Linked DNA regions of Homo sapiens: all the other regions are linked to region 1. The links are chromatin contacts, found by Hi-C or POLR2A ChIA-PET in ENCODE. All regions are on one chromosome and are shown on one strand. The core of a region is the stretch at or near the end of the contact, and the rest is flanking DNA. Distances in the headings are between cores, read along the strand shown. Region 1 holds the start of SPECC1L-ADORA2A (SPECC1L-ADORA2A readthrough (NMD candidate)). Region 2 holds the start of SMARCB1 (SWI/SNF related BAF chromatin remodeling complex subunit B1). Region 3 holds the start of DERL3 (derlin 3). Region 4 has its middle 15 kb from the start of MIF-AS1.

Region 1 (2,812 bases), core at 85-2,584:
CTCCTCTTGTGAGTCTTGCAGGTCGCTCACCCTCCAGACCTTTAGACCGAGGCCTGCCAGTCCCTGGACGGCTGCGGCGTAGGGTGGCAGGCACAATCTCCAGGGGCAGATGAAGGTAATCACGGAGATACTGGATATCCTCATTGGTAAGGTACCAGTAGACATGTCTCCAGGCAAACTGTTCCTTCACGTAGTAGCCTCGGGACTACATGACAGGAAGGTTGGGCACACACATTCTTTTTTTTTTGAGAGGAGTCTCACTCTGTCGCCCAGGCTGGAGTGCAGGGGCGCGATCTCGGCTCACTGCAACCTCCGCCCCCTGGGTTCAAGCAATTCTCCTGCCTTGGCCTCCCGACTAGCTGGGATTACAGGTGTCTGCCACCGCGCCTGGCTAATATTTTTGTATTTTTAGTAGACACGGGTTTCACCATCTTGGCCAGGCTGGTCTTGAACTCCTGACCTCGTGATCCGCCCGCCTCGGCCTCCCAAAGTGCTGGGATTACAGGCCTAAGCCACCGCGCCCGGCCGGGCACATTCTTGTCTGCCAACTCCAGGTGCTTAGGCATGTGGACATCCTTCTTGACCACCGTGACTTCCTCTTTAAAAAGGAGTTCATAAATGGCAATCCGGTTTTTCTTAGGCATCAGCATTCTGGGGAGGAGCAGCCGCTAAGGTGGCAGGGTGGCCCGGATGGGGGCCGATGGAACTCGAACTCCCCCAGAATTTCTTTAATATTTTATATATATATATATATATATATACATATATATATGTATATATATACACATATATATACATATATATATACGTATATATATATGTATATATATACATATATATATACGTATATATATATACGTATATATATATGTATATACATATATATATACATATATGTTGCTCGCTTATTCTTTTTGTCTGTTCCCTTATGTACCGGGAGTGCCAGGAGGACAGGGCTTTGTGTTTTCCTCACTGCTGTCTGGCTCATGCATAGCACAGTCCTTGGCACACGGTAAACACGCTGAGGAGAACTTTTGGGACTAGCGGACTCTGAGCATCATTCCGCTGGGCCCAGTGGGGCCTCTGAAGGGACCCGCCTTGCCCGGCTCCAGCCCAAGACCTGAGGCATGCGCACCGGCTGGCCGGCTACTTTCTTGACCGGCCAAGTGGCAGAGCGGCTGCGCGACCCAGTGCCGAGACGGACGCGAGCCGGAGATGGGGGAAGGGGAGGGGGTGGTGGTGGGGGACGGCGGCGCCTGCGCAGTGAAGGAATGTAGGCGGGGCCTCCACGACGCCTGCGCAGACGGCCGCAGCCCTGCTGGGCGCGAAGGGGCTGGCCAAGGGCGGGGCCCGCGAGGGAGGCCGGGCGGCCCGGCAAGCGGCGCTGCGGGGTAGGCTGCTTTCCTGAGGCCGGACTCAACGGGTCTCGGCTGAGCCACCGGGTGAGCTCACCGCCCAGCCCAAACCAGGAGATTGCGAGGGAGCGATGCGGTGCAGCGCGGTAAGAGCAGCAGCCGGGTTCCCGCAGTGTTCGCTGGCGGGTTGGTTTATCGCCTCAGCGCCGCCCGCGCTGCCGCGCCCGGGCGTCCCCGCAGACCCCGGCAGGCCCAGCGCCTGCGCCGTCTCTGCTCCTGGGCCCCTCCAGTGTGTCCCGCGCCTGCGCCTTTCCCTTCCCGCGCCGTCCTCGTTCTGGGCTTCGGGGCTTCTGGAACAACCCGCAGGCTTCGCCGCCGAGACCCACTGGCCTTCGTCCGTTGGTGTTGGGGTTCAGCTGGTTCTGGGACCCCGCTTGCGGCTTGACTGTGTGCAGACAGGCCGGGTGCGACCCTCGTGCTTGCCTTTCCGCCGCTCCGGGAGAGGCTGGGGCTGCCGCCCCATCGCCCGGGTCCCTTGCCTGGGGCGGGGACAGCGTTGTTCAGTGGCCCCGAGGGCGCAGAGCGGAGGAGCAGGGGCCACAGGCGGCGGACCCCGGGCCTGCTGCCGGTGCTGCTTCTGCTGTGGCCGGCGCCCGAGGCGGACGGAACGTCCTTTTTTCTTGAGACGTGGTTAATTGCATCAGGTTGGATGTGAATAATCCGGTACCTGTCTGAGGAAATTTTGCGTTTCCAGGAATTTGGTAATTGTATTACCTTAAGTAGTTAAGTCTAAGACATCATAGTCGCGGCACGTTGGGCAAGCTGCCCTGGAGATGACGAAAAGAAATCAGTTTCCAGTAGTTTTAGCCCATTTACAGAACACGCAAAAATTCTGTGATCATTCAAATGCGGGGAACCTTGATTTGTTGATATCCTTGATCATTTGTCCAAGTACCAGAAGGGCGAGGAAAAGATTCCCGTGAACAGCCCAGGTGATTTCAGGGAACAGTGTTTTCTTTTGTCAAAAGAGCCTCTTAAGCCATGATAATATTTCCCAAGCTTATAACAGATACAAGCCTTTAAAAAATGGCATTTGCTGTCACCCAGTAGGACACATCTTGAGATGAAATCAGAGCTGTAGGCTTTGTAGACAACAGCAGTCATTTCTGGTGGCTTCAGGGAGTGGAGGGGGACTGCAATTTTGCCAATGTAGGTGATACCAAAGGGACTATAGTAATTTTTTCTTCGTAATTAAAAACCAGGCCAGGCGCGGTGCCTCATGCCTGTAATCCCAGCACTTTGGGAGGCCGGGGCGGGCGGATCACCTGAAGTCAGGAGTTCAAGACCAGCCTGACCAACATGGTGAAATCCTGTCTCTACTAAAAATACAAAAAGCGCGCGCCTGTAATCCCAGCTACTCAGGAGGGTGAGGCAGGAGAATCGCTTGAACCCGGGAG
Region 2 (2,812 bases), core at 181-2,680, 480 kb before region 1:
CATGGATACTGAGGGATGACTGTACTTTGGTTTCCCACCACTGTGAGGATACAGAACAAAGCAACTTCAGTCACTGCCCTTCCCAACTCTCCAGTGTCTCCTTGCCCTACCTTCCAGCCCCATGTGTGTCTTCGTAATAGCATAGTTGCATTTTTTTTTTTTTTAAGAGAGGCAGGGTCTCCCTTTGTTGCCCAGGCTGCAGTGCAGTGGTGCAATCAGCTCACTATAACCTTGAACTCCTGGGCTCAAGGGATCTTCCCCTCTCCACTTCCCAAGTAGCTGGGGCTACAGGTGCACACCGCCATGCCACACCCAGCTTATTTATTTTAGAATTTTTGTAGAGACAGGGTCTTGCTGTCTTGTCCAGTCTGGTCTCAAACTCCTGGCTTCAAGTGATCCTCCCTGCCTTGGCCTCCTAAAGAGTTGGGATTACAAGGCCGGGCGCAGTGGCTCACACCTGTAATCCCAGCACTTTGGGAGGCCGAGGGGGGCGGATCACGAGGTCAGGAGATCGAGACCATCCTGGCTAACATGGTGAAACCCTGTCTCTACTAAAAATACAAAAAATTAGCTGGGCGTGGTGGCGGGTGCCTGTAGTCCCAGCTACTTGGGAGGCTGAGGCAGGAGACTCCAGCCTCAAAAAAAAAAAAAAGAGTTGGGATTACAGGCATGAGCCGCTGAGCCCAGCCACAGCTGCAATTTCATTAGATTGAACGGTGTGAAATCATCAGTAGTGGGCCACTGTTTTACTCCCTGCATTATTCAATCATGATTGCTTTCAGACTTTCATTAGTTTCACTAGCTTCGCGCTGTAAGAGCCAAGAGGCAGAGCCACAGGGCTGGGCTGCCTGGTTTCACTCCCCACTGCAGGGCTCGGTTAAGCAGAGTGTAGGCTAAGAGAGGAATGGAGAAGGTGGAAGGTGTCTCTCCCTTCCAACGCTCATCTGATGCACCAGCCAAACCAAATACCACCTGGGCCTTTGAACATTGCCAAGCCTCATCCGCTGTTGTCATTTTGCCCACCTCCACAGCTGCAGGGACAGCCGTAGGCCCGGAACTGGGATATCTCTTCCTAGGGGCCTGCCTATCTGCTCAGCTGCACTGCGTTTTAGGGGTGGGGAAGCTAAGGCACGAGATTGGGGTCCCAAAGCATGCCCAGACCACCCAGGCTTCCAGATACTAGGTCCTCCTCCTTCAGGCCTCACTTCGTTGCTTTTCCCCTGGGCTCAGTTCCAGTCCTGGCTGTAAGACTGGGAAAGCCACTGCTTGAGTCAGGACCTCATTGGCTATTTTTGTCCGTGAGAAGTCCTCTACACCACGACTTGGGAGGCAGCCTGGGAGAAAGAGAAATTAGTCGTGGCTCCTTTAAGGGGTCCGCGGAGGCGCGCCCGGCCTTTTGTTTGAGCGGCGGCGCGCGCGTCAGCGTCAACGCCAGCGCCTGCGCACTGAGGGCGGCCTGGTCGTCGTCTGCGGCGGCGGCGGCGGCTGAGGAGCCCGGCTGAGGCGCCAGTACCCGGCCCGGTCCGCATTTCGCCTTCCGGCTTCGGTTTCCCTCGGCCCAGCACGCCCCGGCCCCGCCCCAGCCCTCCTGATCCCTCGCAGCCCGGCTCCGGCCGCCCGCCTCTGCCGCCGCAATGATGATGATGGCGCTGAGCAAGACCTTCGGGCAGAAGCCCGTGAAGTTCCAGCTGGAGGACGACGGCGAGTTCTACATGATCGGCTCCGAGGTAGCCCGGGGCGCGTTCTCGCCCTCCCCGGGCTCGGCCCCGCGGGAGCCCCGGGGCGGGCCCATGCGCCGAGAGCGCGCGTCTCCATTCATCGGGGCGGGCGGGCGCGCGCGCGCGCGCTCGGGGCTGTGGGGCGTGGCCTAGTGGGCGTGTCGGGTGTGGCCCCCGCCCCCTCATCGACCTGGGATTTCCTTACTTATTTCGCCGAGGTCCGCCGCCTTCAGTGCTGCCAAGATTTTGGCGCCGCGAGGGGCCCCAGTGGTTCCGCGCTGGGTTGGTTTCCAGTCAGACGCAAAGAAACGGGATATTGAGTTAGCCCCTGCGACGCTTGGGGGACTGCACTGCTGCCTTTGACCCTTTTTAGATGTCGTAAATTTCACGTGCACCCCTCCCCGTATTGCTACTTGTGGGAACCTCAAATGGCAGGCTGGAAACCCTGGACTTAGTGAGGGCTCATCCCCATTGTGTTTGTTGCCTCTTAGGTGAGCAGTGGAGGTCTTTTGACCTTTGTTTACCGGTGAAGAAACAGATTGGAGGAAGATGTTTGCTTTTGGGTGAATAAGGGCCCCATGCCTAAGCTAGATCTTTCAGCAGTTCTGAAGCGATTGACACTTTCCATATCTGTGAACTGATTCTGAATTATTACAGGGGAAAGAGCCTAAGGATGTTTAACCCTTAACTAGAGTGGCTGCATTTTGTTGCATCAACTGGATGACTGACTTCAGGAAAACTCTACTGGCCTTTGAATGGGTGTTTGTTCCAAGTCTATTAGGTTCTTGTTTTTTGTTTTTTATAGAGACAGGGTCTGGCTATGTTGCGCAGGCAGGTCTCCAACTCCTGGGCTCAAGCAGTCTGCCCGTCTGGGTCTCCCAAAGTGCTAGGATTACAGGCATGAGCCACCACACCCGGCCATATATTAGGTTTTTACAGATTGTCTCAAACTAGCCTTTTTTGCTCCAAAGGCAGTCCCCAGCTAGTATATGTTACCTTTTTAAAAAAATTATGGATATACAGTTCAGATGTACAAATGTCAAGCAGTAGAATCTCATGTAAGGAAGTAAGTGCCAATCCTGGAGAATTAAAGC
Region 3 (2,812 bases), core at 121-2,620, 430 kb before region 1:
ACTAGATGTACCGGGAGGCTCACCCAGCAGGTCCACGAGGATGGAGTTGCCCAGCAGCAGCGAGAAGCCCATGAGCGCCCAAGGCAGGAACGGTGCCTGGAAAGTGAGCAGGCCGAAGAAGTTGACCCTCACCCGAGGGCTGCGGCGGCTCCACACGTACACCAGCATGGCCATGAGGGCCTGGCCCAGGAAGAACAGGCTGCCCAGGAGTCCCAGCAGCTGGGCCAGAGTCAAGGTGCTCCGGTGCAGGCCTCAGCCCAAGCCCAGGGCCCCTCTGACTTCCCAAGACCCTGGAATTCTTCCCCTCATCTCCCCTATGTGCTATTCCCTCATCAAGATGAGCCAGTCCAATAAAGGCGACACACTCCACGGGCTTCAGGTCCCACGAAATCTGCCCTGCACACCTACAGCCTCATCCCAGGGCCCAACCACTGCCTGTCCCTGCCCCAGTTTCTCCCGGCTACTCGCATTCAGGGCTCAGCTAGTGGCCCTGACAACCCACCTGGCTCTTTTGTGCATGGCTTTGTATTTTGCATACAGCACTGAAGATCTAGCCCTGACCCCTGCAGCTGAGCACAGAGTGGGCCCTCAACACATACTAAGCTGGAGACAGCGACTGTGTCCCTCTCTGGCATGGCTGTGTTGGCCCCAGGACCAACACAGGCTGGACGCCGAGGCGCCCTAGCCCGAGGTTCCAGAGCCTGCGGGAAGGATACGGTCATAAGGACGCCCCCGAAGAGAAACATGAAGACGAAGTCGGCCGTGCGGCCGCGGAAGGAGCCCTCTTCCAGCATGCGGCAGTAGCGGAACCTACGGCGTCGGTATAGGAAGTGCCACCAGGCGGGGCCTCAGTTTCCCCGTCCCGGCCTCTCTCCCAGCCCGGCCGGCCTGCCCTCCACCCAGCCCGTGTCCGCAGGGCGCAGGATACACGAAGAGCATGTTGAAGAAGAAGCTGAATCCCAGGGGCCCGAAGAAGAGGAAGTTGGTGACGAGCCTCCAGACCTACGGGGGACGGGCGGTCAGGTGCGGGGTGGGTGGGTCGGGCCCACAGGTGCGCGGCGCGGGGCGGCCTCACCTGGAACTTCCGGAACACAAGGTGCGGGTTGAAGTAGAGTTGAAAGGGGCTGAGGAGCTCCAGCTGCTGTGGAACCAGGGGCCAGTCAAGAGCTGCCCGGGAGCCACGCCGTAACCATGGCGACCCTCACCCCTCCCGCCAGAGGCTGTAACCAAGGCGACGTCCGGTCCGCCCGGCCGCTTACCACCGCGGCGGTGGTGAGGACACAGGCTGCGGTGTAAGCCCGCGTCACCGCCGGCACCTGCAGGAACTCGGCCGCTAGTCCCTGCCACGCCATTGAACCTTCTCAAGCACGCGTGGCCCAGCCAGCAACGCGCTCTTTAACCCGCCTCCCAGCCCCGCCTTCGGCCAATCCGCATCCGAGGCGCTGCGCGCCCCAGGCTGAAAAGAGAGCCCCTGAGCCCGACAGCCAATGGAAGGAAGAAGAGGGAAATTAGGGGCGGAAAGGGAGAGTGGGCGGGTAGAGGCTGGTGGCCAATGGGCAGGCGCCAAGGTTGAGCACGTGGCGGTTGTTGTGGCTGCGGTGGTGGCGCGGGAGAACGTGTGGCCAATGAGGAACTGGTCATTTCGCGGCTTTCTAGGAGAGGACCAGTAGCGTGGACCCACGACACCACGGGGGCGGGGCTAAGATCGTATGGGTTACAGGAGCGAAGACCCGAGCAGGCGAGGCAAAACTGGAAAGGGCGGGGCGCGTGGGCGGGGCGCGGAGTGTGGCGGCTCAGACCGTGCTGGCTCACTAACTGACGACCTAGCCACAACGTTGTCCTCGCTGCCAGCCCAAGACAGGCCCACCTAACCCACAGCAGGGAGGCATTCGGGAATGTGTCCAAACCTCCCCAAACGTCCAGGGCCCCACTCAAATGTGCCGGCCGCTGTCGGGGTTCTTCCCCGGGGGCCCAAGGAAGGAGAGGCAGGACTGCGGGATTGAGTCCAGGTGGGGCGCGAGGGTTGAGAGGCGCACCAGAGCAAGTGGACAGGCAGGAGAGGTCCTCAATATTTTGGTGGAAAATAGAAACCAACCTACCCACCTTCCTTCCCTCCTTCCCTCCCTCCCTCCCTCCCTTCCTTCCTTCCACCGTTTATTAAACAACTGTTTGCCTGACACTGTTCTAGATGTTGGGGATGTAGCATGCAATAAAAGACACTGTCTCTTAGAGTCCAGCCAGGAGGCAGTCAATACAATAAGCTAGTGCTGACACTTGATGAGAATATTGCCAAGTGAGGGGTGGGGCCACGTGGGCGTCCGCAGTGCCAGGTGGGGTGACCTGGGATACCTCTAAAGTTTGTCACTTTGCAAGCATCCCTGTGTCCATCAGGATGGTAACTGTGAAAAGCAAAACAATAAAACAAAATAAGTGTTGGCGAGGATATGGGGAAATTGGAACCCTTGGGCACCGTTGGTGGGAATATAAAATGGTGCATCCGCTGTGAAAAACAATATGATCATGACTCAAAAAATTAAAAATAGAATTACCGTATGATCCAGCAATGCTGCTTGTGGGTACACATTCAAAAGAATCAAAAGCAGGGACTTGAACAGATGTTCATACACCCATGTTCATGGCCCCATTATTCACAATGGTTCACATCAGTTCACCCACCGATGAGACAGACGAAATGTGCTGTCTACATGCAATGCAATACCATTCAACCTTAAAGGAATGAAATTCGGATACATGATGCAGCATGGATGACCCTTGAAGACATTACACCCAGTAACATAAACCAGTCACAAGG
Region 4 (2,812 bases), core at 110-2,609, 360 kb before region 1:
CAGAGGGTCAAACCCAAAGAGCAGATTCCGTGAGAAGTCTCCCTATTGACAAGGGTTACTAAGGATGGGGTCTTCTCTGGACCCCCTAGTCTTAGACTTAGTCCACCACATCCAGAAGCCCTTGAAATAAGATTGCAGTGCTTCTGGCATAGCCAAAGACATAGACTTCTCTAAAAATCAGTGCCTAGCTCTCCCCAGGCTGGGCCCTAATTTTTAGTCCAAGCTGTATTATTTTGTAAATCTTCCTGCCATTTCATAGACCCTGGTCACAGTGAAACATTCTGCAGGGGTTTGGGCTGTAAGTAACATCCTCCCCAACTGTCTGACTTCTTTATCACATCTTGTTGGGACAAAGGTTTAAGAAATATTTTTATTAACATCCTCTTGGGCAGTAAGTCCTACCATTCCAGACCCCTCATCCAGGCCTATAATGATTCCAGCCTGTAAGTGCTAGTGGGGCTTTGGCATTAAGTTGGTCCCCACCTCTGTAGGTTGTGTTAATAAACCTGTGTTGTAGAGTGGTCAACTCTCTTGTCTTTAACCCTCGTCTTTTTTCAAAAACCTAACACTCATGTGTCCTCTCCCTCACCTTCTCCTGGCATCCCTTGCCACTGTCCCTCTGTCCCTCTTTCCCCTCCTTAACCCAAAGGGAAATCTCTCCCAAAGGTAAAAGTCTCCCAGGGGTTAAGAGGGAGCTTGAGGCACCAGAAAGAGCTATAGTCACAGCCACCTGTGAAAGCCATCTCTGAGGTCCCTTCCTGTCACAACAGCTGGGCTCCTGACTCAGACCAAGACAGCTTTTGTTTCTTTTCCTTTCTAGCCCCCCACTTCCCACCCACCTTTCTGCTTTCTCATATGGGCTCATTATGGTTTATAGGGCTGGGGAACGTTGCCTCTTCTGCCCTCCATTTCTCCCATCTCCCTTCTTTCCCCTCCACTTTTTCTGAGTCCACTTCTCTTCCCTTCTTCTTCCTTCCCTCTGGGACGCTGCACAGTTCCTTCCACCCGGCACGGCCTGGGACTCTAGACTCCCTCTGAAGGCACGGAAGTATTTCCTTCCCTCCCTCCGACCCGATCTTTCTGCCCTTGATTCAAAACAATCTGAGGTCCCTAGGCCCTTCCCTTTCCGCCTCTGCGCTCCCCATGGGGTCCGGTGTAGTTTTCCCGCCCCTTCCCTGCAGCTCCCGAGACCACCCGGACACAACGGAGCCATCCAGCGCCCTCAGAGGCCCTGGGCACACGGGCAGATGGTCACCGCCTCCTAAGGGAGCAGCGCGCGCCCGTTGCTCGCTGCCCGTTGGTTGTTGCTGGTAGCTCCGGAGGGCGGGGTTGGCGAGGAAAGTGAGTCCGTATGTCCCCAGCATGCTCCGCGCGGGGGCGGGGCTCTAAGGGGGCAGGCGAAGGCGGAACTGGCGTGGTCAAACCAACCTATCAGCCTCCAGCATGCTCCGTGTGGGAGCGGGGTTCCCGGGGGCGGGGCTTGGTTTGTGTGCCCTTCCGGCGTTTCGCCCCTGCGTTCTCTGAGATGCTCCCACGCAGATGTATGGGCCTAATTCGCTAATATCCACTCTATATCCTGTTCCATCCTCTTGTAATGGGCGTTTGGAGTGTTGCCAATTTTTTGCTGTTATAATGATTGTAATAGCATATTAAAAAACTTGAACATAGTTTGATTGTAATAACATTAAATATAGCATCTTAAACATACAGTTTGAGCGTGCCAACCTGATGGGTGTGGAATGTAATATTCATTATAACTTTGATTTTCATTTCCCTACTTTGAGTAAGTTTGAACTTCTCTTTATGTAATTATTGACTACTCTGTTTTCATGTTCTGAGAATTGCCTGTTTGTATTTTATGCCCATTTTTCTATTGGGTTGTGGTTTTTATTGATTGGTAGTTCTTTATAATTTTATGGATACCAGTCTTTTACTAGTTCAGCGCATTAATTGCAAATATTTGCTCCCACTCTGTGGCTTGCTTCCTTTCCACCCCTAATTCCTAGGGTGTCTTTTTGAAGCACAAATCTAAAATTGTAACACAGGCGACTATCAATCTTTTCCTCTATGATTTGAGCATTTTGTGTTTTGCTTAAAAACTCAGCCCTTGTCCCAAGGTCATAGAGATATTCTCCCGTATTTTCTACTGATCCATCCCCCATATTTAGGTCTTTGGTCCATCTGTATTAATGTTTATGTGTAATATGAGATAGGGATCCTACTTTATCTGTATTGTGTTAACCAAAAAATGACTGAGACAGGTGTCTCAATCAATAAAGGTTAATTTAGCCAAAGTTTGAGGACATGCCTGGGAAAAACACAAGTCTCAGTTCCTAATATTAACCGCTTGCATTTAGTAGAAATGACCTTCAAGGTTCTCTGTAGCAGAGATGTGGTTGAAAAAGGAAAGGAAGACATAGGGTTTGTAGATGGCCATAGCTTCACGGAAGAGCGAAAGAAGGGCAGGATATGTGGTTCTCTCCCTATGGAAAACCATAGAGGCCAAAAGCTTCCCTGCCCAAACTTCAGCCCCAAAGACTCAGATAATAGCCTTAACCAGAGCCCTGGCATGAAGAAAGGACAAGGCCTTGACTGTTTATACAGACTTGAGATATGTGCTCACTGTGATCCATGCCCATGGTGCAATCGGGTACGAAAGGGGACTTCTGAATGCCAATAACAAATAAATCAAATATGAAACATAAATATTGGCACTACTGCACAGTGGAAATGACTAGACAGATTGTGGGGGTCATCTAATGGGGGACTTTGAACTAATGAAGGGGAGCAACCTGGCACACACAGGGAGGGA

The links. A loop is a pair of places that touch in the nucleus more often than their neighbours do. ChIA-PET counts read pairs that join two places held with the same protein, here RNA polymerase II (POLR2A). Pooled maps may share reads with other maps.
Region 2: a loop to region 1 is called in a pooled map, with 9 times the contacts of the local background. The contact joins the promoter of SMARCB1 here to the promoter of SPECC1L-ADORA2A in region 1. A Hi-C loop is called at or near these places in 1 of 37 single-sample maps with no recorded cell type and 11 of 50 pooled maps. POLR2A ChIA-PET finds 5 or more read pairs at or near these places in 1 of 52 experiments (H1).
Region 3: a loop to region 1 is called in a pooled map, with 10 times the contacts of the local background. The contact joins the promoter of DERL3 here to the promoter of SPECC1L-ADORA2A in region 1. A Hi-C loop is called at or near these places in 1 of 37 single-sample maps with no recorded cell type and 7 of 50 pooled maps. POLR2A ChIA-PET finds 5 or more read pairs at or near these places in 1 of 52 experiments (WTC11).
Region 4: a map of CD4-positive, alpha-beta T cell shows a loop between it and region 1 (4-fold over the local background). The contact joins the enhancer-like site here to the promoter of SPECC1L-ADORA2A in region 1. A Hi-C loop is called at or near these places in 1 of 168 maps with a recorded cell type or tissue (CD4-positive, alpha-beta T cell), 9 of 37 single-sample maps with no recorded cell type and 17 of 50 pooled maps. POLR2A ChIA-PET finds 5 or more read pairs at or near these places in 1 of 52 experiments (AG04449).

What each region holds. Positions count from the first base shown.
Region 1 is chr22:24,269,483-24,272,294 of GRCh38, forward strand. It overlaps SPECC1L-ADORA2A (SPECC1L-ADORA2A readthrough (NMD candidate)), which reads left to right and starts at 1,335. Exons shown (of 20, transcript NR_103546.1): 1 at 1,335-1,501. It overlaps SPECC1L (sperm antigen with calponin homology and coiled-coil domains 1 like), which reads left to right and starts at 1,349. Exons shown (of 17, transcript NM_015330.6): 1 at 1,349-1,501. It also overlaps the pseudogene RPS10P29. RefSeq lists a silencer at 1,138-1,667 and an enhancer at 1,728-1,807.
Region 2 is chr22:23,785,536-23,788,347 of GRCh38, forward strand. SMARCB1 (SWI/SNF related BAF chromatin remodeling complex subunit B1) reads left to right here and starts at 1,431. Exons shown (of 9, transcript NM_003073.5): 1 at 1,431-1,727. The coding sequence starts at 1,635.
Region 3 is chr22:23,837,636-23,840,447 of GRCh38, forward strand. DERL3 (derlin 3) reads right to left here and starts at 1,371. Exons shown (of 7, transcript NM_001002862.3): 1 at 1,260-1,371; 2 at 1,076-1,141; 3 at 929-1,002; 4 at 717-810; 5 at 24-219. The coding sequence starts at 1,352. SMARCB1 (SWI/SNF related BAF chromatin remodeling complex subunit B1) reads left to right here. Exons shown (of 9, transcript NM_003073.5): 9 at 1-374. RefSeq lists a silencer at 1,294-1,596.
Region 4 is chr22:23,912,697-23,915,508 of GRCh38, forward strand. No RefSeq gene overlaps it. Among named protein-coding and RNA genes, the nearest start is that of MIF-AS1, 15 kb to the left of the region's middle. Within about 2 kb of position 1,360, at least 37 of the 41 ENCODE cell types and tissues checked have a DNase peak (open chromatin) inside an H3K27ac peak, as active enhancers do; they include CD4-positive, alpha-beta T cell, where a contact is called at or near this core.